2 separate regions of the Homo sapiens genome follow, and region 2 is linked to region 1. Evidence: read pairs that join two places in POLR2A ChIA-PET (ENCODE). Cell type or tissue: GM12878. All regions are shown on one strand. Each heading gives the region's core, and the rest is flanking DNA. Links, peaks and the distances in the headings are about the cores only. Region 1 holds the start of SPN (sialophorin). Region 2 overlaps FBXL19 (F-box and leucine rich repeat protein 19).

What was found. Peaks named below come from ENCODE experiments on the same cell type or tissue, not always from the same donor. Only the 100,000 strongest peaks of a DNase experiment are listed, where the experiment ranks them.
Region 2: POLR2A ChIA-PET joins it to region 1 with 7 read pairs; 1 of 35 experiments calls an interaction of 5 or more read pairs at or near these places.

What each region holds. Positions count from the first base shown.
Region 1 is chr16:29,655,142-29,670,769 of GRCh38, forward strand. It overlaps SPN (sialophorin), which reads left to right and starts at 8,106. Exons shown (of 2, transcript NM_003123.6): 1 at 8,106-8,175; 2 at 8,554-15,628. The coding sequence starts at 8,588. The coding sequence ends at 9,790. RefSeq lists enhancers at 6,821-6,870, 7,511-7,590 and silencers at 7,771-7,830, 9,091-9,210. In GM12878, for the core only: CTCF peaks have their summits at 7,750 and 9,217; DNase peaks (open chromatin) are centred at 6,700, 7,020 and 7,760; H3K4me3 peaks cover 3,871 bases; H3K27ac peaks cover 4,191 bases.
Region 2 is chr16:30,925,327-30,930,326 of GRCh38, forward strand. It overlaps FBXL19 (F-box and leucine rich repeat protein 19), which reads left to right. Exons shown (of 11, transcript NM_001382779.1): 2 at 405-605; 3 at 1,982-2,125; 4 at 2,247-2,333; 5 at 2,419-2,637; 6 at 3,141-3,302; 7 at 4,747-5,000. The coding sequence starts at 429. Among named protein-coding and RNA genes, the nearest start is that of FBXL19, 4.3 kb to the left of the region's middle. In GM12878, for the core only: no CTCF peak of the experiment used is centred there; a DNase peak (open chromatin) is centred at 2,871; H3K4me3 peaks cover 195 bases.

The DNA of each region.
Region 1 (15,628 bases), core at 5,189-10,188:
GCCTCATCACTCCCCTCTCTGCCCTCCACCCTTTGGCCTCCTTGCCTTTGTCCACAGTTCTGCAGCCTGATACCCTCTTCCTTGTCTCAACCAGAGAAGTCTTCAGTCAATAAACGTCATCCAATGCCTACTGTGTGTCAAGCACTTCCTGGGTGCTGGGGCACTGTGCAAGCACACACGCACAGCTGTGAGGCCATGGGGCTGGCATTCCAGTGTGGGGAGAGCGACGGAAGCAAAATAAGAAAGTCCATTACATGGCGCATTTGAAGGCGCGAAGTGCTATGGGGAGAAAGCAAGGAGGGGGGTTACAGTCCAGAGGGAGGGGGGTGCGATTTTTTTTTTTTTTCCAGACGGAGTCTTGCTCTGTCACCCAGGCTGGAGTGCAGTGGCGTGATCTTGCAAACTCCGCCGCCTGGGTTCACGCCATTCTTCTGCCTCAGCCTCCTGAGTAGCTGGGACTGCAGGCACCCGCCACCATGTCCGGCTAATTTTTTGTATTTTTAGTATAGACAGGGTTTCACCGTGTTAGCCAGGATGGTCTTGATCTCCTGACCTTGTGATCCACCTGCCTCAGCCTCCCAAAGTGCTGGGATTACAGGCATGAGCCACCGCGCCCACCCGGGGGTGAGATTTTAAATACAATGGCCAGCTGGGCTCCGTGGCACACACCTGTAATTCCAGCACTTTGGGAGACCGAGGTGGGAGGCTCACTTGAGTCTAGGAGTTTGAAACAAGCCTGGGCAACAAAGCAAGATCCCATCTGTATGAAAAATTTAAAAATTAGGCCGGGCATGGTGGCTCATACCTGTAATCCCAGCACTTTGGGAGGCCGAGGAGGGCAGATCACTTGAGCTCAGGAGTCCGAGACCAGCCTGGCCAACATGGTGAAACACTGTCTCTACTAAAAATACAAAAAAATTGCTGGGCGTGGTGGCTCACGCTTGTAATCCCAGCACTTTGGGAGGCCGAGGCAGGTGGATCACCTGAGGTCAGGAGTTCAAGACCAGTCTGGCCAACATGGTGAAACCCTGTCTCTACTAAAAATAGAAAATTAGATGGGCTTGGTGGTGGGCACCTGTATTCCCAGCTACTCAGGAGGCTGAGGCAGGAGAATAGCTTAAATCCAGGAGGCGGAGGTTGCCGTGAGCCGAGATCGAACCATTGTGCTCCAGCCTGGGCAACGAGAGTGTGAAACTCCATCTCAAAAATAAAAATAAAAATACAAAAAATTAGCCGGGCATGGTGGCGCGCACCTGTAATCCCAGCTACTCGGGAGACTGAGGCGGGAGAATTGCTGGAACTCGGGAGGCGGAGTTGCAGTGAACCAAGATTGTGCCACTGCACTCCAGCCTGGGAGACAGAGCGAGACTCCATCTCAAAAAATAAAAAATTAAAATTAAAAGTTAGACTGGTGTGGTGGCATGTGCCTGTAGTCCCAGCTACTTGGGAGGCCAAGGCGGGAGGATCTCTTGAGCCCAGGAGGTCGAGGCTGCAGTGAGCCATGATTGTGCCAATGCACTCAAGCCTGGGTGACAGAGTGAGACCCTGTGTCTAAAACAAACAAATAAGTAAGTAAATAGGTTGGCCAGGCAAAGCCATCCTGAGAAGGTGACATTTGAGCAAAGACTGAGAAAGCAGCCAAGCAACATCTGGGTGGGGAGCCCTGGGGCAGCCACCACAGATGGCGCAAAGGCCCTGGGCTTGCTTTCTCCAGGGACACATCAGAGGTCCGGGTGGCAAGGGCGTGGATGGCAGGGCCATGGGTGGAAGGGCAGAAGCAACGTGGATAAGAGAGGTAGGCAGGGGTCAGATCGGATGTGGCCAACTTGGCTTCTACCCTGAGTGGGGTGGGAGTGGTCTCAGGGCTCCAAGCAGAGGAGGGGTGGGGTCAGATGTTTCATCTGGGTCCCTCTGGCTGCTGTGTGGAAAACAGCCCGGAGGAGGATGAGATCTCACACAGGGAGACCAGAGCTGAGATGACTGCACCAGTCCAGGCCAGAGAAGACAGAGGCTCAGGCCAGTAGGCAGCAGTGACGGGGCGAAGAGGGATCAGATTCTGGATCTTTCTCTCTCTCTCTCTCTCTTTTTTTTTTTTTTTTTTTTTTTTTTTTTTACAGACAAGGTATCACTGTGTTACCCAGGGTGGAGTACAGTGGCGAAATCATAGCTCACTGCAGCCTTGAACTCCTGAACTCAAGCGATCCCTTCTCCTGAGTCTCCCAAAGTCCTGGGATTACAGGAGTGAGCCACTGTGCCCAGGGCAGGTTATACATTTTTTTTGGGAACACCACAGAAGCCAAGCACAGTGGCTCATGCCTGTAATCCCAGGACTTCTGGAGGCGAAGATGAGAGGATTGCTTGAGCCCAGGAGTTCAAGACCAGTCTGGGCAACACAGCAAGAACCCATCTCTAAAAAAAAAGGAATACTGCTGGGCACGGTGGCTCATGCCTGTAATTCCAGCACTTTGGGAGGCTGAGGTGGGTGGATCACCTGAGATTAGGAGTACGAGACCAGCCTGGCTAACATGGCGAAACCCCATCCCTAATAAAAATACAAAAATTAGCTGGGCATGGTGGCAGGGACCTGTAATCCCAGCTATTCAGGAGGCTGAGGCAGGAGAATTGCTTGAACCCAGGAGGCGGAGGTTGCAGTGAGCCGAGATCACATCACTGCACTCCAGCCAGGGTGACCATGCCCAGCCAACTATGTAAATATCCTATACACACACACTCTTCTGATTTCACCAATGGTTTTAACACTCACTCTTACCTGAATCCATTATTATTATATTGGTTATGTTTATCATTTTTTAAATTCTACATTCCTTTTACAATTGTTAGCTTTCCTACAGTAAAATAACTTTCCAGTGGCCGGGCACAGTGGCTCATGCCTGTAATCCCAGCACTTTGGGAGGCCGAGGCAGGTGAATCACGAGGTCAGGAGTTCGAGATCAGCCTGGCCAACATGGTGAAACCACATCTCTACTAATAATGCAAAAATTAGCCAAACGTGGTGGTGCGCACCTGTAATCCTAGCTACCTGGGAGGCTGAGGGAGGAGAGTTGCTTGAAACTAAGAGGCGGAGGTTGCAGTGAGCCGAGATTGCATCACTGCACTCCAGCCTGAGCGACAGAGCAAGACTACATCTCAGAAAAAATAAAACAAAAACAAAAAAAACTTCCATACTGTCCTACCTCCCTTCCCTGCTCCCTCCCTCCTTCTCTTTGTCTCTAATATTTTCAGAATCAGTATGAACTCATTTTCTTTTCTTTTTTTTTTTTTTCCAAGACAAATTCTCACTCTTTTGCCGAGGCTGGAGTGCAGTGGCATGATCTCAGCTCATTGCAACCTCTGCCTCCCAGGTTCAAGCGATTCTCCTGCCTCAGCCTCCCGAGTAGCTGGGACTACCGGCGCCCATCACCACACCTGGCTAATTTTTTGGTAATTTTTAGTAGAAACGGAGTTTCACCATGTTGGTCAGGCTGGTCTCGAACTCCTGACCTCAGGTGATCCTCCCGTCTCGGCCTCCCAAAGTGCTGGGATTACAGGCATGAGCCACTGCGCCCAGCCTCTTTTTTTCTTTTAATTAAAACAATTAAATAGAGATGGGGTTCTCTGTCTGTTGCCCAGGTTGGTCTTCAACTCCTGGGCTCAAGCAATCCTCCTGTCTCGGGCTCCCGAAGTGCTGGGATTACAGGAGTGAGTCACCACGCCCAGCCTAAGTATTGCTCTTCTGTGATGATTTGCAGGCAACAATCACCTCTTGTTCATATTTTCATTATCTTTCCCTCCACCCCGAGCCTATAGTCTGTCTTGGTCAGACCCCATTTCTTGAGTGCACCAGGCTGGAGTTTGGACCCATCCACATCCTCGCAGCTCTCCTGAGTTGGGGCCCAACATCTGGCTTGGGGAACAGACAGCTTTGCCGACAGCAGTAACAATTTGGTTGAAATGATAACTTTGTCAAAAATGAATTTTGCCTTAGTGTTTTTTTAAAGGTTGAGAATCTTGTACATTCTTACAACATTTCTATTTTCTACAGTTAAAAAACTGTAGGCTGGGTGCAGTGACTCACTCCTGTAATCCCAGCACTTTGGGAGGCCAAGGTGGGTGGATTGCTTGAGTCCAAGGGTTCGAGACCAGCTAGGCAACATAGCAAAATATTAGCTAGGTGTGGTAGCTACTCGGGAGGTTGAGGCAGGAGAATTGCTTGAACCCAGGAGGCAGAGGTTGCAGTGAGCCAAGATCATGCCACTGCACTCCAGCCTGGGCAAGAGAGCTAGATTGTCTCAAAAAAAAAAAAAAGTAAGTTCCAATTACTTTGCAGCCAATTATTCTTGCTCTTCTATTTGCAATAGCAGAAGATTGAAATAGCCTCCTAGATGTCTGACAGTGGAATGGGTTCTTTTCTTTTTCTTTTTTGGTAGAGATGAGGGTCTCACTATGTGGCCAGGCAAGCCTTGAACTCCTGGCCTCAAGTGATCCTCCCGCCTCTGGAGGCAGGAGGTAGGGTACAGTCCCAGACTCAAAGCACTGGGATTACAGGAGTGAACCACTGCGTGAGCCTGGTTTCTTTTCTTTCCCCTCCCTCCCTTCCTTCCTTCCTTCCTTCCATCCGTCCTTCCTTCCTTCCCTCCTTCTCTCCTCTTTCACTCTACCTCTTTCTTTTCTTCTTTTTTCTGGCTTGTTAAAACAGAAATACATAATAATTATAGTGAAATAAACTAGGGTATTTACTGCAGCAGTTAGTAATAATGAAATGTTGGAAAACAATCTAATGTTCATCCGTAGGGAATATTTAAAATATAGTGTATTTCTGCCGGGCGCGGTGGCTCACGCCTGTAATCCCAGCACTTTGGGAGGCCGAGGCAGGTGGATCATGAGGTCAGGAGATCGAGACCACGGTGAAACCCTGTCTCTACTAAAAATACAAAAAAGTTAGCCGGGCTTCGTGGCGGGCGCCTGTAGTCCCAGCTACTCGGGAGGCTGAGGCAGGAGAATGGCTTGAACCCGGGAGGCGGAGCTTGCAGTGAGCAGAAATCGCGCCACTGCACTCCAGCCTGGGCGACACTGTGAGACTCCATCTCAAAAAAATAAATTAATTAAAAATAAATAAATAAATAAAATATAGTGTATTTCTGGCCGGGCGCGGTGGCTCACTCATGTAATCCCGGCACTTTGGGATGCTGAGGCTGGCAGATCACAAGATCAGGAGATCAAGACCATCCTGGCTAACGCGGTGAAACCCTGTCTCTATTAAAAATACAGAAATTAGCTGGGCATAGTGGCATGTGCCTGTAGTCCCAGCTACTTGTGAGGCTGAGACAGGAGAATCGCTTGAACCTGGGAGGTGGAGGTTGCAGTGAGCTGAGATCGAGACACTACGCTCCAGCCTGGGTGACAGAGCAAGACTCCGTCTCAAAAAAAAAAAAAATTATAGTGTATGCCATGGAATATTATGCAACTGTTATATATGTGTGTGTGTTCCCAAAGCATTGTTCAGTAACAAAGGAAAAGTGCAAAACACTAAAATGGATGAATACATGCTTGTGTAAACACAGACACTGTCAGGAATGTTTGTCTGGAGGTGATGGGTATGGAGCCTTTTTGTCTGATATATTGGGTGTATCAAGAATGCCAGGTCCTGAGCAGTTTTTTTTTTTTTTTTTTGAGTTGGAGTCTCACTCTGTTGCCCAGGCTGGAGTGCAGTGGCACAATCTCTGCTCACTGCAACCTCCACCTCCTGGGTTGAAGCGATTCTCGTGCCTCAGCCTCCCGAGTAGCTGGGATTGTAGGCGCCCGCCACCATGCCCAGCTAATTTTTTGTGTTTTTAGTAGAGACGGGGTTTCACCATGTTGGCCAAGCTGGTCTCGAACTCCTGACCTCAGGTGATCTGCCTGCCTCGGCCTTCCAAAGTGCTGGGCTTACAGGCATGGGCCACCGTGCCCAGCCGTTTATATGTATTAACTCTTAATCATCAAAACAAACTATGTGGTATTACCATAATTATCGCCATTTATACAAAGCAACAGAGGGATAAGGAGATTAAGGCACTTGCCCAAGTGCAAGAGGTAGGACAGGAACCCAGAGTCCCGTGCTGGTAGCTGCTTTTCTGTGCACTTAACATTATCTCATTTAATTCTTGCAGTCACTTCATGAAGAAGGTGGCGGTCCTAGGGCATTGGAGAAGTTATGTGCTTGTTCAAGGTCATGCAGCTGGAAGATGGTGGTGGTAGGACAGGAAGTCTGTAGGGCCTGATTCTGCAGCCCTCTAGTCTATACTCCTTTGCTCCTGTGTCCCTCATCCCCCCTGCAGAATGGGCACCCCGTTACCTTTCTGAGCCACTGTGCGCAGAAAAGAGAGCATGTTGGCCAGGCTGGTCTCGAACTCCTGACCTCAAGTGATCAGCCTGCCTTAGCCTCCCAAAGTCCTGGGATTACAGGCGTGAACCACCACGCTCAGCCTCTGAATACTTTGTACTCAAGCCATTTTTCAGTGCTGTGTTTGCAGTGAGCACACCCGAGGGATGAAGACACGTCTCCCTGTGGGAACCTGGGCTTACCAGGGCCCCTAGAGGAGGGGAATCTCTCAAGCTCAGAGCTCTATGGCTGCGGTGCAGGCCCACTGTGTGCATGGTGTCAGTCTGGGCCCTTCCATGTTGCCCCCGTGGGACTTGGGGTAAGGGGAACTGATGCAAACATCACGCTGCTGTTGCTTGGTGTGAGCAATTAATTCCTGTGGCTCTCACCCAGGAGTCTCATGTCTTTGGGTCAGACAAACTCATCAGCTTGTAGAAATGGCACAGTCCCACGGGCCTGTTAGAATCTTCTATTGTGCACATGTTGCTCTTAAAATATACAAATCAGTTTTGATTTTAAAAAATTATTTATTTTTTTAGTGATAGGAGTTTTGCTACGTTGCCCAGGCTGGTTTCAAACTCTTGGGCTCAGGAGGTCCTCCCACTTTGGCCTGGACTGCCAGCATAATGTATCACCACACCCGGGACTGATTTTCGTTTTTCAAGAACAAAAACCAAAAACATACACAAACCGAGAGTCAAAGCTTGCTAATTAGAGGAAAGTCAGGAAATGGGAACCATTCAAAGAAGAAAATACCCCCACCTCCTACTCTCACCTATCCAAAGACAATTAGGTGAATCCCTTAGTAGATATCTTTCCAGACGGTTTTCCATATAGATTCCCATATCTGGCCAGGCGCGGTGGCTCACACCTGTAATCCTAGCGCTTGGGGAGGCTGAGGCGGATGGACCACCTGAGGTCAGGAGTTCGAGACCAGCCTGACCAACATGGAGAAACCTCGTCTCTACGAAAAATACAAAATTAGCCGGGCACAGTGGTGCAAGCCTGTAATCCCAGCTACTCAGGAGGCCGAGGCAGGAGAATTGCTTGAACCTAGGAGGCAGACATTGTGCTGAGCCGAGCCAAGATCATGCCATTGCACTAAACTCCGCCTTAAAAAAAAAAAAAAAGATTCCCACATCTTTACTAGTTTGCAGAAATAAGATCCTAGCATATGCAGTGTGTAGGAACCACCTTGGTTTAGCCACGTCTCTGTGACTGGGGGCCACTGTGGTGACCCCCAGCTCCCCGGACAGAGTCAAGAGCTCACCAGCCTGCAAAGGTTTTCACGGCCCCCAGCCAGACTCGGGGGCTTCCTCTTGCCCTGCTACTTCCTGGGAGCTCTGAGGGCAGGAAATGGCGCCACTCAGCTCCTGGCCTAACAGCTTGGGGACCACAAATGCAAAGGAAACCACCCTCCCCTCCCACCTCCTCCTCTGCACCCTTGAGTTCTCAGGCTCACATTCCCACCACCCACCTCTGAGCCCAGCCCTCCCTAGCATCACCACTTCCATCCCATTCCTCAGCCAAGAGCCAGGAATCCTGATTCCAGATCCCACGCTTCCCTGCCTCCCTCAGGTGAGCCCCAGACCCCCAGGCACCCCGCTGGCCCCTGAAGGAGCAGGTGATGGTGCTGTCTTCGCCCAGCAGCTGTGGGAGCAGGCGGGTGGGGCAGGATGGAGGGGTGGGTGGGGTGGGTGGAGCCAGGGCCCACTTCCTTTCCCCTTGGGGCCCTGTCCTTCCCAGTCTTGCCCCAGCCTCGGGAGGTGGTGGAGTGACCTGGCCCCAGTGCTGCGTCCTTATCAGCCGAGCCGGTAAGAGGGTGAGACTTGGTGGGGTAGGGGCCTCAGTGGGCCTGGGAATGTGCCTGTGGCTTGAAAAGACTCTGACAGGTTATGATGGGAAGAGATTGGGAGCCATTGGGCTGCACAGGGTCAGGGAAGGCCAGGAGGGGCTGGTCACTGCTGGAATCTAAGCTGCTGAGGCTGGAGGGAGCCTCAGGATGGGGCTGATGGGGGAGCTGCCAGCATCTGTTCCTCTGTCATTTCTGATAACAGTAAAAGCCAGCATGGAAAAAACCGTTAAACCGCAGGTTGGGCCTGGCCGTTGGCAGGGAAGTGGGCAGAGGGGAGGCCCGGCCAGGTCCTCCGGCAACTCCCGCGTGTTCTGCTTCTCCGGCTGCCCACCTGCAGGTCCCAGCTCTTGCTCCTGCCTGTTTGCCTGGAAATGGCCACGCTTCTCCTTCTCCTTGGGGTGCTGGTGGTAAGCCCAGACGCTCTGGGGAGCACAACAGCAGTGCAGACACCCACCTCCGGAGAGCCTTTGGTCTCTACTAGCGAGCCCCTGAGCTCAAAGATGTACACCACTTCAATAACAAGTGACCCTAAGGCCGACAGCACTGGGGACCAGACCTCAGCCCTACCTCCCTCAACTTCCATCAATGAGGGATCCCCTCTTTGGACTTCCATTGGTGCCAGCACTGGTTCCCCTTTACCTGAGCCAACAACCTACCAGGAAGTTTCCATCAAGATGTCATCAGTGCCCCAGGAAACCCCTCATGCAACCAGTCATCCTGCTGTTCCCATAACAGCAAACTCTCTAGGATCCCACACCGTGACAGGTGGAACCATAACAACGAACTCTCCAGAAACCTCCAGTAGGACCAGTGGAGCCCCTGTTACCACGGCAGCTAGCTCTCTGGAGACCTCCAGAGGCACCTCTGGACCCCCTCTTACCATGGCAACTGTCTCTCTGGAGACTTCCAAAGGCACCTCTGGACCCCCTGTTACCATGGCAACTGACTCTCTGGAGACCTCCACTGGGACCACTGGACCCCCTGTTACCATGACAACTGGCTCTCTGGAGCCCTCCAGCGGGGCCAGTGGACCCCAGGTCTCTAGCGTAAAACTATCTACAATGATGTCTCCAACGACCTCCACCAACGCAAGCACTGTGCCCTTCCGGAACCCAGATGAGAACTCACGAGGCATGCTGCCAGTGGCTGTGCTTGTGGCCCTGCTGGCGGTCATAGTCCTCGTGGCTCTGCTCCTGCTGTGGCGCCGGCGGCAGAAGCGGCGGACTGGGGCCCTCGTGCTGAGCAGAGGCGGCAAGCGTAACGGGGTGGTGGACGCCTGGGCTGGGCCAGCCCAGGTCCCTGAGGAGGGGGCCGTGACAGTGACCGTGGGAGGGTCCGGGGGCGACAAGGGCTCTGGGTTCCCCGATGGGGAGGGGTCTAGCCGTCGGCCCACGCTCACCACTTTCTTTGGCAGACGGAAGTCTCGCCAGGGCTCCCTGGCGATGGAGGAGCTGAAGTCTGGGTCAGGCCCCAGCCTCAAAGGGGAGGAGGAGCCACTGGTGGCCAGTGAGGATGGGGCTGTGGACGCCCCAGCTCCTGATGAGCCCGAAGGGGGAGACGGGGCTGCCCCTTAAGTGTCGGTGAATAGTGAGGCTGGAGGCCGGAATCTCAGCCAGCCTCCAGCACCTTCCCTCTCACCATCCCACTGCCCCCTCGCTCCCATGTTTCCACCCGGCACCCTGATCCTCACCCGAATCTCCTTTTTTTTTTTCTTTTGAGACAGAGTTTCGCTTTGTCGCCCAGGCTGGAGTGCAATGCACGATCTCAGTTCACTGCAACCTCTGCCTCCTAAGTTCAGGCGATTCTCCTGCCTCAGCTTCCCGAGTAACTGAGATTACAGGCACCCACCACCATGCCCAGCTGCTTTTTTGTATTTTTGGTAGAGATGGGGTTTCACCATGTTGGCTAGGCTGGTCTCAAACTCCTGACCTCAGGTGATCTACCTGCCTCAGCCTCCCAAAGTGCTGAGATTACAGACATGAGCCTCCGCGCCTTGCCTCCTCACCCACCTCTTCACTCTGAATCCTCATGAGGCTTCTCAGCCCTGGATTTCCTGCTGCCATCCTCACCCAGCACCCACAACTAGCGCCTGGGCAGGGCAGGGCTGGCACCTCTCAACGTCTGTGGACTGAATGAATAAACCCTCCTCATCCACCCCTATTTATCTCCATCACCATTTCCCCCTCTTTCTTGTTCCTGGAAACGGCTGCTGAGTCTCCATCGGCCAAACTTATCTGCCCTGTGATTTCTTTGACAATTCTCCTTTTCCCCCAGAACCCACCCTGGGTTGACCAGAGTCTGGGAAGAAGGACAAGAGAACCCGGCAAACTCCCTCCTAGGATTAACTTTGTAAAGCACCCTTGCCCTGTAGCTGCAAGGGCTGTGGAACCTGGGCAGCCCGCAACCACCTTTAGCTCTGGGCCCCCCAGGCCAGCCTGGAGCATGGCTGGGTGGGGCCACCAGCCCATGCTCTCAGGCGGGCCTGTGATCTTTCCCAGGGCACATGGACTGTAGGCTGGCCCTGGCCCACACCACCACACTCTCCCCAGCCATGGACAGAGGCAGCCAGAGGCCTCACGGTTTCTCCTCCGAGTTTCTGGCTGGGTGTAGTTCTCAGAAACCCCAGTGCCTGCGTGTGTCCACTCGTGGGTGTGGTTTGTGTGCAAGAGCTGAGGATTTGGCGATGCTTGGGAGGGGTAGTTGTGGGTACAGACGGTGTGGGGGTGGGAAGTGGTGCAGAGACTGAAGAGGGTCAACCTGGGCATGGGGGACACAGGGACTGCTGAGAACGTGCGTGTCATCTTTGCTCTGATGGGGTGGACATAGCAGAAAATCTAACTCTGTCTGTAGCCCCATACAGAATGCCAGGGTGAGCACAGTGGCTGGTGCCTTTAATCCCAGCACTTTGGAAAGTTGAGGCAGGAGGATCGCTTGAGCCCAGGAGTTCGAGTCTGAAGTGAGCTGTGATTGCACCACTGCACTTCAGCCTGGGCAACAGAGTGAGCCCCTGTCTCAAAAAAGAAAAGAAAAAGAAAGCCAGGCTTCATGGAAAGATCGTATGTGTGACCCAAATATGAGTTCTTCAGCTCAGCCATGGTAATCCCTTCCTTGAAGTCTCCATTTCTGCAGTACACATGCATGTGCGCTCTCTCTCTCTCTCTCTCTCTCACACACACACACACACACACACACACACGCGCGCGCGCGCGCGCTCTCCTGCGAACAGAGGCAGGGGGAGAGGGGTTTGCCCTGGTCTCGGGGACTGGTCTGGCTGGCGCTTCCCCACTGCACGTTTCCAGGTTTAGTTTGTCTGTGTCTCCTCTTCCATCCCAGGGGCTGAGCCCCTTCCATCCTCCAAGAGGAACCAGTGAGAGTGAGTGAAGGAGGGGCCTGGAGCCAGGGACTTCCCCTGTGGGGCCTGGGTGGAGAGGGGAGAACTCAATGGTGCTGCCTTTGAGACCAGCCCAGGCTACAGCCCAGGAGCACACATGGGCCAGGGCAGTTGGTATTTCCCGAGGACAAAGAGGAAATTTTCAAAGAGGAAGTTGTTGAGTTAGAGCTTGCGGTGGCTGAGAGCAGACAGGTTGACCTGCAAAAAAAGACAGGGGAGGCATGTGAGTGTGACAGCCCTGCTCTGTGGCCTGGGCAGGAGATGGGGGAAAGGGTCAGGTGGGGGATGGGCTCGTGCAGTGGGAGAGGAGACGGAGGGAGGGAGCGGGAAGGGGCTTGCTTAGTGGGTGGGAAGAGCTGAGCTCGGATGGAACCAGCTTCTACCAGCCAGGCTGGGCACCCACTGGGCTGCATCTGGTGGCCTTTTCTGATTGCTATTTGGACTCACTGCAGCTGCAGAATGACAGAGGCCATGTCCAAAATCCCTTAGAGACACTGTTGTCTTAGAGTTGTTAAAATAAGAGCCCCCATATCAGGTTTAGAAAATACTGTCACCGAACGAACGTCGCTGTCCTCAGCTCCACCTCCCTTTCCTTTGACAGATATGGTTGTTTTCTAAGCCAGGACTGGTTTTAGTCAGGTCCTGGGCGAATCCTGAAAAAAAGAGGTAGTACGGGTAAGGAAGGCACCCAACAGGGCTTTCACAATCCAGAAAATATCAAAATATAAGTGTTAAAAGAGAGGCACAGGCCGGGTGCGGTGGCTCACGCCTGTAATCTCAGCACTTTGGGAGGCCAAGGTGGGCAGATCATGAGGTCAGGAGTTTGAGACCAGCCTGGCCAATATGATGAAACCCCGTTTCTACTAAAAATACAAAAGTTAGCCAGGCATGGTGGTGTGCTCCTGTAATCCCAGCTACTTAGGAGGCTGAGGCCAGAGAATTGCTTGAACCCTGGAGTCAGAGGTTGCAGTGAGCCGGGATCATGCCACTGTACTCCAGGCTGGGTGACAAAGTGAGACTGTCTCAAAAAATAAAAATAAATAAAATAAATAAAAGAGAGGCACAAACAGTGTTATGAATGCACCAAGGAAAATGGTGCATTCATAACTCTCAGGTGAAGCCTACCAAGCCATGCGTGTGTGCACATATGTGTGTACGTGTGCATGTGCGTGCGTGCATGTGCGTGCGTGCATGTGCCTGTGTGTGTATGTGTGCACATGTGTGTGCGCATGTGTGTGTGTGCGCGCATGTGTGTGTGCATGCATGTTCTCCCATGCATGTGTACTGTGGCAAGGGAGACTTTGAGGAAGAGATTCCAGTGGCTGAGCAGAAGGGCTCGCATTGCCCTGGCGAAAGGTTGGAAGGCTTCACCTGAGAGTGTGTCGTGGCCTTTGTCATATCCACTGCTTGATTCCTTTCTTTAAAAATTATTTTTATTGTTTTCTACATATGAGAACCACCACACCTGGCTAATTTTTGTATTTTTTGTAGAGATGGGGTTTCACCATGTTGTCCCGGCTGGTCTCAAACTCCCGGGCACAAGAGATCCACCTGCCTCAGCCTCCCAAAATGCTGGGACTATAGGCATGAGCCACTGCACCCAGCCACTGCTTCATTCCTGGTGGCTGCTGTGCCTGGCATGTTGCAGATCCTCCATGAATATGCATTTGAATGAATGAATGAATGAATGAATGAATGAATGGAGATGACGCCTCAGAGATTCTTTCTTTTGAGATGAGGTCTCATTCTGTCACCCAGACTAGAGGGCAGTGGTGCAATCACAGCTCACCACAGCCTCAACCTCCTGGGCCTCCCAAGTAGCTGCGATCACAGGTGTGCACCAACATGCCCAGCTAATTTTTTTTTTTAATTTTTAATTTGTACAGACAGGGTCTTGCTGTGTTGCCCAGGCTGGTCTCAAACTCCTGGGCTCAAGTGGTCCTCCCACCTAAGCTTCCCCAAATACTGGGATTATAGGTGTGAGCCACTGTGCCCAGGCTTGCCTCAGATATTTGAAGGCTGGGAAGGATTTTGCAAAGCTGGGAAAAGGAAAAGGCATTCCCAGCAGAGGGGATAGCAGGTGGAAATACATAATTAAAAAAAAAAAACGTGGAGCAGATCCAGCGCAGTGGCTCATGCCTGTAATCCCAGCACTTTGGGAGGCAGAGCAGGGAGGATTGCTTGAGTCTAGGAGTTCAAGACCAGCCTGGGTAACATAGAAAGACCCTGTCTCTACAAAAACACAAAAAATTAGCCAGGCGTGGTGGTGCATGCCTGTAGTACCAGCTACTTGAGAAGCTGAGGCAGGAGGACTGCTTGAAGCCAGGAGTTTGAGACCAGCCTGGGCAACATAGTGAGACCCCGTGTCTACAAAAAGTAAACATTTATATATATATTTTTTAAAGTGGAGCAGTTCAATATAGAGTCTTTTTTGAACAAACGTGAAATAGATGTCTTTTTTTTTTTTTTGAGATGGAGTTTTCACTCTTGTTACCCAGGCTGGAGTGCAATGGCGTGATCTTGGCTCACCAGAACCTCCGCCTCCTGGGTTCAAACAATTCTCCTGCCTCAGCCTCCCAGGTAGCTGGGATTACAGGCATGCACCACCAAACCCGGATAATTTTGTATTTTTAGTAGAGATGGGGTTTCACCATGTTGGTCAAGCTGGTCTTGAACTCCCGACCTCTGCTGATCCGTATGCCTCGGCCTCCCAAAGTGCTGGGATTACATGCGTGAGCCACCGTGCCCGACAATAGATGTCTTTTAATTTTCTGGAGGAAAAAGCAAAGCAAAAGAAGCAGTGGATATTTTAAGACTAAAAAGGAAAACAAAAAAAGGAGATAGAGCAGGCCAGACGTGGTGGCTCAACGTCTGTAATCCCAGCACTTTGGGAGGCCGAGGCAGGTGGATCACCTGAGGTCAGGAGTTCAAGACCAGCCTGACCAACATGGTGAAACCCTGTTTCAAAATACAAAAAATTAGCTGGGCGTGGTGGCGGGCACCTGTAATCCCAGCTACTTGGGAGGCTGAGGCAGGAGAATCCCTTGAACCCAGGAGGTGGAGGTTGCAGTGAGCCGAGATCACGCCATTGCACTCCAGCCTGGGCGACAAGTAAAAAACTCCATCTCAAAAAAAAAAAAGGAGATAGAGCAAGGAACAGTAAGAAAATAGTTGGGTGCAGTGGCTATGCGGTGGCACTATAGGAGGCTGAGGCGGGCAGATCACCTGAGGTCAGGAGTTGGAGACCAGCCTGGGCAACATAGACCCCTATCTCTACAAAAAATTTGAAATATGAAAAATTAGCCAGGTGTAGTGGTGTGCGCCTGTGGTACCAGCTACTCAAGAGGCGAAGGCAGGGAAGATTGCTTGAGCCCAGGAGTTTGAGGCTATAGTGAGCTGTGATCATGCCACTGCACTCCAGCCTGGGCAATAGTGTGAGACTCTGTCTCAAAAGAAAGAACATGGCCAGGCGTGGTGGCTCACACCTGTAATCCCAGCACTTTGGGAGGCCGAGGCAGTCAGATCATGAGGCCAGTTTGAAACCAGCCTGGCCAACATGGTGAAACCCTGTCTCTACTAAAAATACAAAAATTAGCCAGGCGTGGTGGCATGCCCCCGTAATCCCAGCTACTTGGGGGTCTGAGGCAGAAGAATTGCTTGAAACCGGGAGGCAGAGGTTGCAGTGAGCCGAGATCGTGTCATTGCACTCTAGTCTGGGCGACAGAGCAAGACTCCGTCTTGGAAAAAAATTTAAAAAAAGAAAATATAAAATATGGTATAAGATTAAATATATTAGTTATGAAAATAATTGTAAATGGCTTATTGAACTTATAGTCAGTAAAAATCATGTTTTTGAAAATTATGTAATGACTTTGGAAAATACCAGCAATATAATGTTAAGTGGGGAAAAAAGCAAGTTACTCCTCTGTAATACATATGATTTTAGTTTTGTAATAAAAATTCCCAACCATATATGCACTTATAGGGAAACAAAGGACCCATCGCAAATGTTTTCCATGCT
Region 2 (5,000 bases), core at 1-5,000, 1.3 Mb after region 1:
AGAGCCTGGGATATTCTACACTCGGATAACAGGGGAAGAGTTGGGATCTCTCCAAGCTAACACCACGGACAAGGAGTGCCTGGCCTTTCCAAGGAGCTCCGGTGTGGGGATGGCAGAGGAGAGGGCCTCGGTGTCCCCTCCTGCTCCCTGGGCTAGGGAAGGGACCCTGAGGAGGCGGTAGAGGAGCGAGGCCAGGAAGCAGTTCTTGGGCTCCTCTTGAGCTGCTGCAGGGAGACAGGCCTTGAGTAGAGGATTGGCCCCCAGATACACAGAAGGGGGTGACCTCCTTGTCCCCCTGAGGAAGAGGGCAGGCTCTAGCTGCCTGTAGGTGGAGGGACCTGTCAGGGGTCTCCCAGGCCAGGGCCCCAGTGGGCCCATCTGACCCTGCCACCATCCACCTACAGCCCTCGGCGTTGCTGACGCCCCCAATGTCGTCGAGCAGCCGGGGGCCGGGGGCCGGAGCGCGCCGACGCCGAACCCGCTGCCGCCGCTGCCGGGCCTGTGTGCGAACTGAGTGCGGGGATTGCCACTTCTGCCGAGACATGAAGAAGTTCGGGGGGCCCGGGCGCATGAAGCAGTCGTGCCTGCTCCGGCAGTGCACTGCCGTGAGTTCTGCCCCCACCTTTGGGCTCTGCCCACCCTTCCCAATACCTTCTTGGAATGGCTGGTGACTGCCTCCCAGCCTGTACTGTGGAGTGGCTGTTTGTTCACTCGTTCATTTCTTCCCTTCATTCACTAGTTTGTGTCAGTATCCATTTTTGTCCTCAGCTCCAAGCTGGGGGCAGTGTCCAGGTGCACAGAAGGATCTGACCCAGTCCCCACTTTCAGGCTCTTCCCAGCTCTCAGAGTCACACCCCCGCAGAATGCCCAGCCCCTGCTCTATCACCCCCCAAGATGTCTCTGTGCAGGAGGGGGCCCATCCCCAGAGATGGCCCCCTTCCAACAGGTCTTGCCCTTCTCTGGCCTCTTCCTCACCCAGGGTGGTCTTGGATTTGAGGCTAAGCTCACCCTTTATGTGACCTTGAGCAAATCATGCTGAATGAACCTCAGGTTCCTTCTCTGTAAAATGTTTCCTTTGCTGAGTTGTAAAGATTAAACAATGGCATGGATGCGAGTGTGTCTACCACAAGGCCCAGCACACAGTAGGGATCGGGGAAGCATGGGTTTCCGCCCTGCCTTCCTCATCCTTTGAGCCTCCCTGGGCTCCAGAGCACGGCCCCTCCCCAGCAGCCGCGAGGAGCCAGCTGCATCCTGCGTCCCCCTCCCCACTCTGCCACCTCCCTCTCTTCCTCCTGCCACTCTTTCCTGGTTGGTCTCTTCACCCCTCAGCCCCTCACTTCTTTTCCTTTATCCCCCAACCCCTTGCCTCACTTTTCCTTCTCCCCCTACCTGCATCTTCCTTGATCCTGCCGCATCCTTGTTATGACTCAGTCCTACCACTGTCTTCCTCAAAGTCACACTGTCTGAGGCTGCCCCCACTTCCCCAAGACTAGTGGCTTCCCTAGTGTTCCCAGGGGGTCTTGCCAAAACCGGATTCATTGTGGGATTCAGAGCAACCCTTGGGCTGCTCATGGAGCGACCTTGGTATCACCCTAAGCTGTCTTCCCCACCCTCTGAGTGTTACTGTCCTCCTCTCCAAAGCCAGCTGTAATTTCAGGGTCCCACTGGCCCTGGGTCCAGCTATAACAGTCACAGGTGATAACAGCTACATATCAGTGTCTCTCGCGTATTATTTTGCTCTCCCAAGAGTCCTGCGAGGGAAAGATTCTTAGCCCCATTCTGCAGATGCAGAAACGGAGACTTAAGGAGGTTAAATCAGTTGCTTGAGGTCACACTCCCAAAAGGAGCAAACTCAGGATCAGACCCAGCTTGACCCGTGGGTGCTGCACCTCATCCGTCACCTGGCCAGGGTCCCTAGAAGGAAGGGTCTTTCCCCTGTTGTTAGCTTTCGGGGCCCCTGATGTCCCCTCTCCCCCAACAGCCCGTGCTCCCACACACAGCTGTGTGCCTCTTGTGTGGGGAGGCTGGGAAGGAGGACACGGTGGAGGGAGAGGAAGAGAAATTTGGTTTGAGCCTCATGGAGTGTACAATCTGCAACGAGATCGTCCACCCCGGCTGCCTGAAGGTGATGGCCCTGGGACCCCGGCGTCTGGGGTGGGGCAGATTGTCAGGGAGCAGAGAGTGGGGGATCACCCTGGCTCTGGGCTTCCTGGCCAACCCCCCACTCACTGCCCTCCTGCCTACAGATGGGGAAGGCTGAGGGTGTCATCAATGCAGAGATCCCCAACTGCTGGGAGTGCCCTCGCTGCACCCAGGAAGGCCGCACCAGCAAGGTAGGGGCTGGGCTGGGCTGAGCTGTGGGTAGGTGGGTGTTGGGGAGCTGTGCAGGTCCTCACCCCCAGCTTCTGTCCCGCCTAGGATTCAGGTGAGGGGCCTGGCCGCCGTAGGGCCGACAACGGCGAGGAGGGCGCCAGCTTGGGGAGCGGATGGAAGCTGACAGAGGAGCCACCGCTTCCACCGCCCCCGCCCAGGCGCAAGGGCCCCCTGCCTGCCGGGCCCCCCCCGGAGGACGTGCCTGGGCCCCCCAAACGAAAGGAAAGGGAGGCAGGGAATGAGCCTCCCACCCCAAGGAAAAAGGTGAGCCACGGAGCACGCTCACTAGGCTTGTCCTGAGGAATTCTGGGAGCTGTAGTCCTGGCTGGTTCTGTGGGGCTGTGTGGGCCTGGGAGCGTGCTCTGTGGGTTCCCCAAGGACTGTTGGGAGATGTAGTTCAGGAGTTGGGTGGGGGGAGGATAGAGCATGCTCAGTGTGGAGGAGGGGGGGGACAGGTGAGGTGAGCTGGCACTGCAGGAAGCTTTGGGAGCCCTGGGTGGGTTAGGGAGGCAGGAGAGAGCATGCTCAGATCATCCCTGCATGAGAGGAGGGAGGGGCTGGAGAGGGCCTGAGGGGAGGAAAGAGGAGATGGAGCATGCTCAGTGGGCTAGGACGCTGGGTGCAAGGTGAGCATGCTCAGAGTTATCCCTGGGACGGGGGCTTCTGGGACTTGTAGTCTAAGAGGAGGGCATGGACCTTAGATTTCTGGCCCATGAGGGCCTAATGGGGTCTCTCCCTTCCTCCATATCTCCCTCTCACCCTGGTAGGTGAAAGGAGGCCGAGAGAGGCACCTGAAGAAGGTGGGTGGAGACGCCTGCCTCCTCCGAGGATCGGACCCAGGCGGCCCGGGCCTGCTGCCCCCCAGGGTTCTGAATCCGAGCCAGGCTTTCTCATCCTGCCACCCTGGGCTCCCTCCCGAGAACTGGGAGGTGTGCCGGGGACCTCCTCCCTCCCCTTCCCACCTTCCCTTGCCCCACCCTTCACCCTGGAGCCCAAGACCTGTCCCTTCCTGCTCACCTTGTTCTGCCCCAGCCCCACTTGGCCACGGTGGGTGTCCGGACACCTGGGATGAGTTGGGTGGGAGGGTGGGTTGAGTCCAGGCCACAGGAGCCCCTGACTTCCCAAAAACCCTTAGGGCTCATCTGACCTACTTGCCTCATCTTTCCAAGCCTTACAGGGGAGAGAACTGAGTTCAAATTTCTGTCCGACCGTTTACTCTTTGTATGATCCTAGCAGCTTGTCAGCCACCCTGAGCCTTAGTTTCTTTATCCATGTAGTGGAGATGCTGCTGCCTGCCTTGCCCCCTTATCCCGCAGAAGTGTATAAGTCTTACGAGGTTCTGAAAGGCAATGAGCTTTGTAAGCTATAAAATTTACCCAGATTGAAGGGAAATAAGGCCCAGAGAGGTTTGAAGACTTGTCCAAGTCACACAGTAAAGCCAGAATTGAGGTATTACTTGGCACGGACACTCAACACAGGAGTCCGCCTGATTGGGTCCAAATCCTGCCTCTGCTGTTTGTCAGTTTGTAACCTTGGACAAGTCACTTTGTGCCTTTAAGCCTCGGTTTCCTCATGTCTGAAAAGAGTGGCCCAGGTCACCACTGTGTTAGAATACTGTGAGGATGGAATGAGTCAGCCGATGCGGGGTGCTGCTCGTGGGGCCAATCACTGTTACCCTCAGTTGATAGACAGACGCCTGCTCCAGCTGGTCCGTGTAGTGGATGATGAAGCAGGGGCTTCCCACAGCCATCCAGAGTTGAGGGCAAGCCAGGATTCAAAGCAGGGTCTCTCATTTCTCCATTCCCTACTGCTTTTGGAACTGCCTAAGCCATGCAAACCCATAAGGGCTGGAAATTATTTTATTTTATTTTATTTTTGAGACAGAGTCTCGCTCTGTCGCCCGTACTGGAGTGCAGTGGCGTGATCTCGGCCCGCTGAAACCTCCACCTCCCAGGTTGAAGCAATTCTGCCTCAGCCTCCCGAGTAGCTGGGACTACAGGCTTGTGCCACCATGCCCAGTTTATTTTTGTATTTTTAGTAGAGACAGGGTTTCACTATGTTGGCCAGGATGGTCTCGATCTCTTGACCTCGTGATCCTCCCGCCTCGGCCTCCCAGAGTGCTGGGATTACAGGCGTGAGCCACTGCGCCCGGCTGGAAATTATTTTAATTAGCACTCTTCTGTTACCAATAAGAAAACTGAGGCCCAGGGCCTGGCAGTGGCTTTAGCAAGGTCTCTCACTGTCCGGAGCAGAGCCAGGGCTGGAACTCAGGACTGTCCCTCGGGCTGTTCATCCCCTGGTGACTCCTCGGGGTAGGGGGGTGGGAAAATGTATCCCAGGCCCTAGAACAGCATCAACCCTGTCTCCCTGCAGAAACCAAAGCCGCCTTTGGCCTCTGCAGAGGGCCCAGCGGTGCCGTCCCCGTCCCCGCAGAGGGAGAAGCTAGAGCGTTTCAAGCGGATGTGCCAGCTGCTGGAACGGGTGCCTGACACCTCCTCTTCCTCCTCGGACTCAGACTCCGACTCCGACTCTTCGGGCACATCGCTGAGTGAGGACGAAGCCCCCGGCGAGGCCCGGAATGGGCGACGGCCAGCCCGGGGCAGCTCTGGCGAGAAGGAGAACCGTGG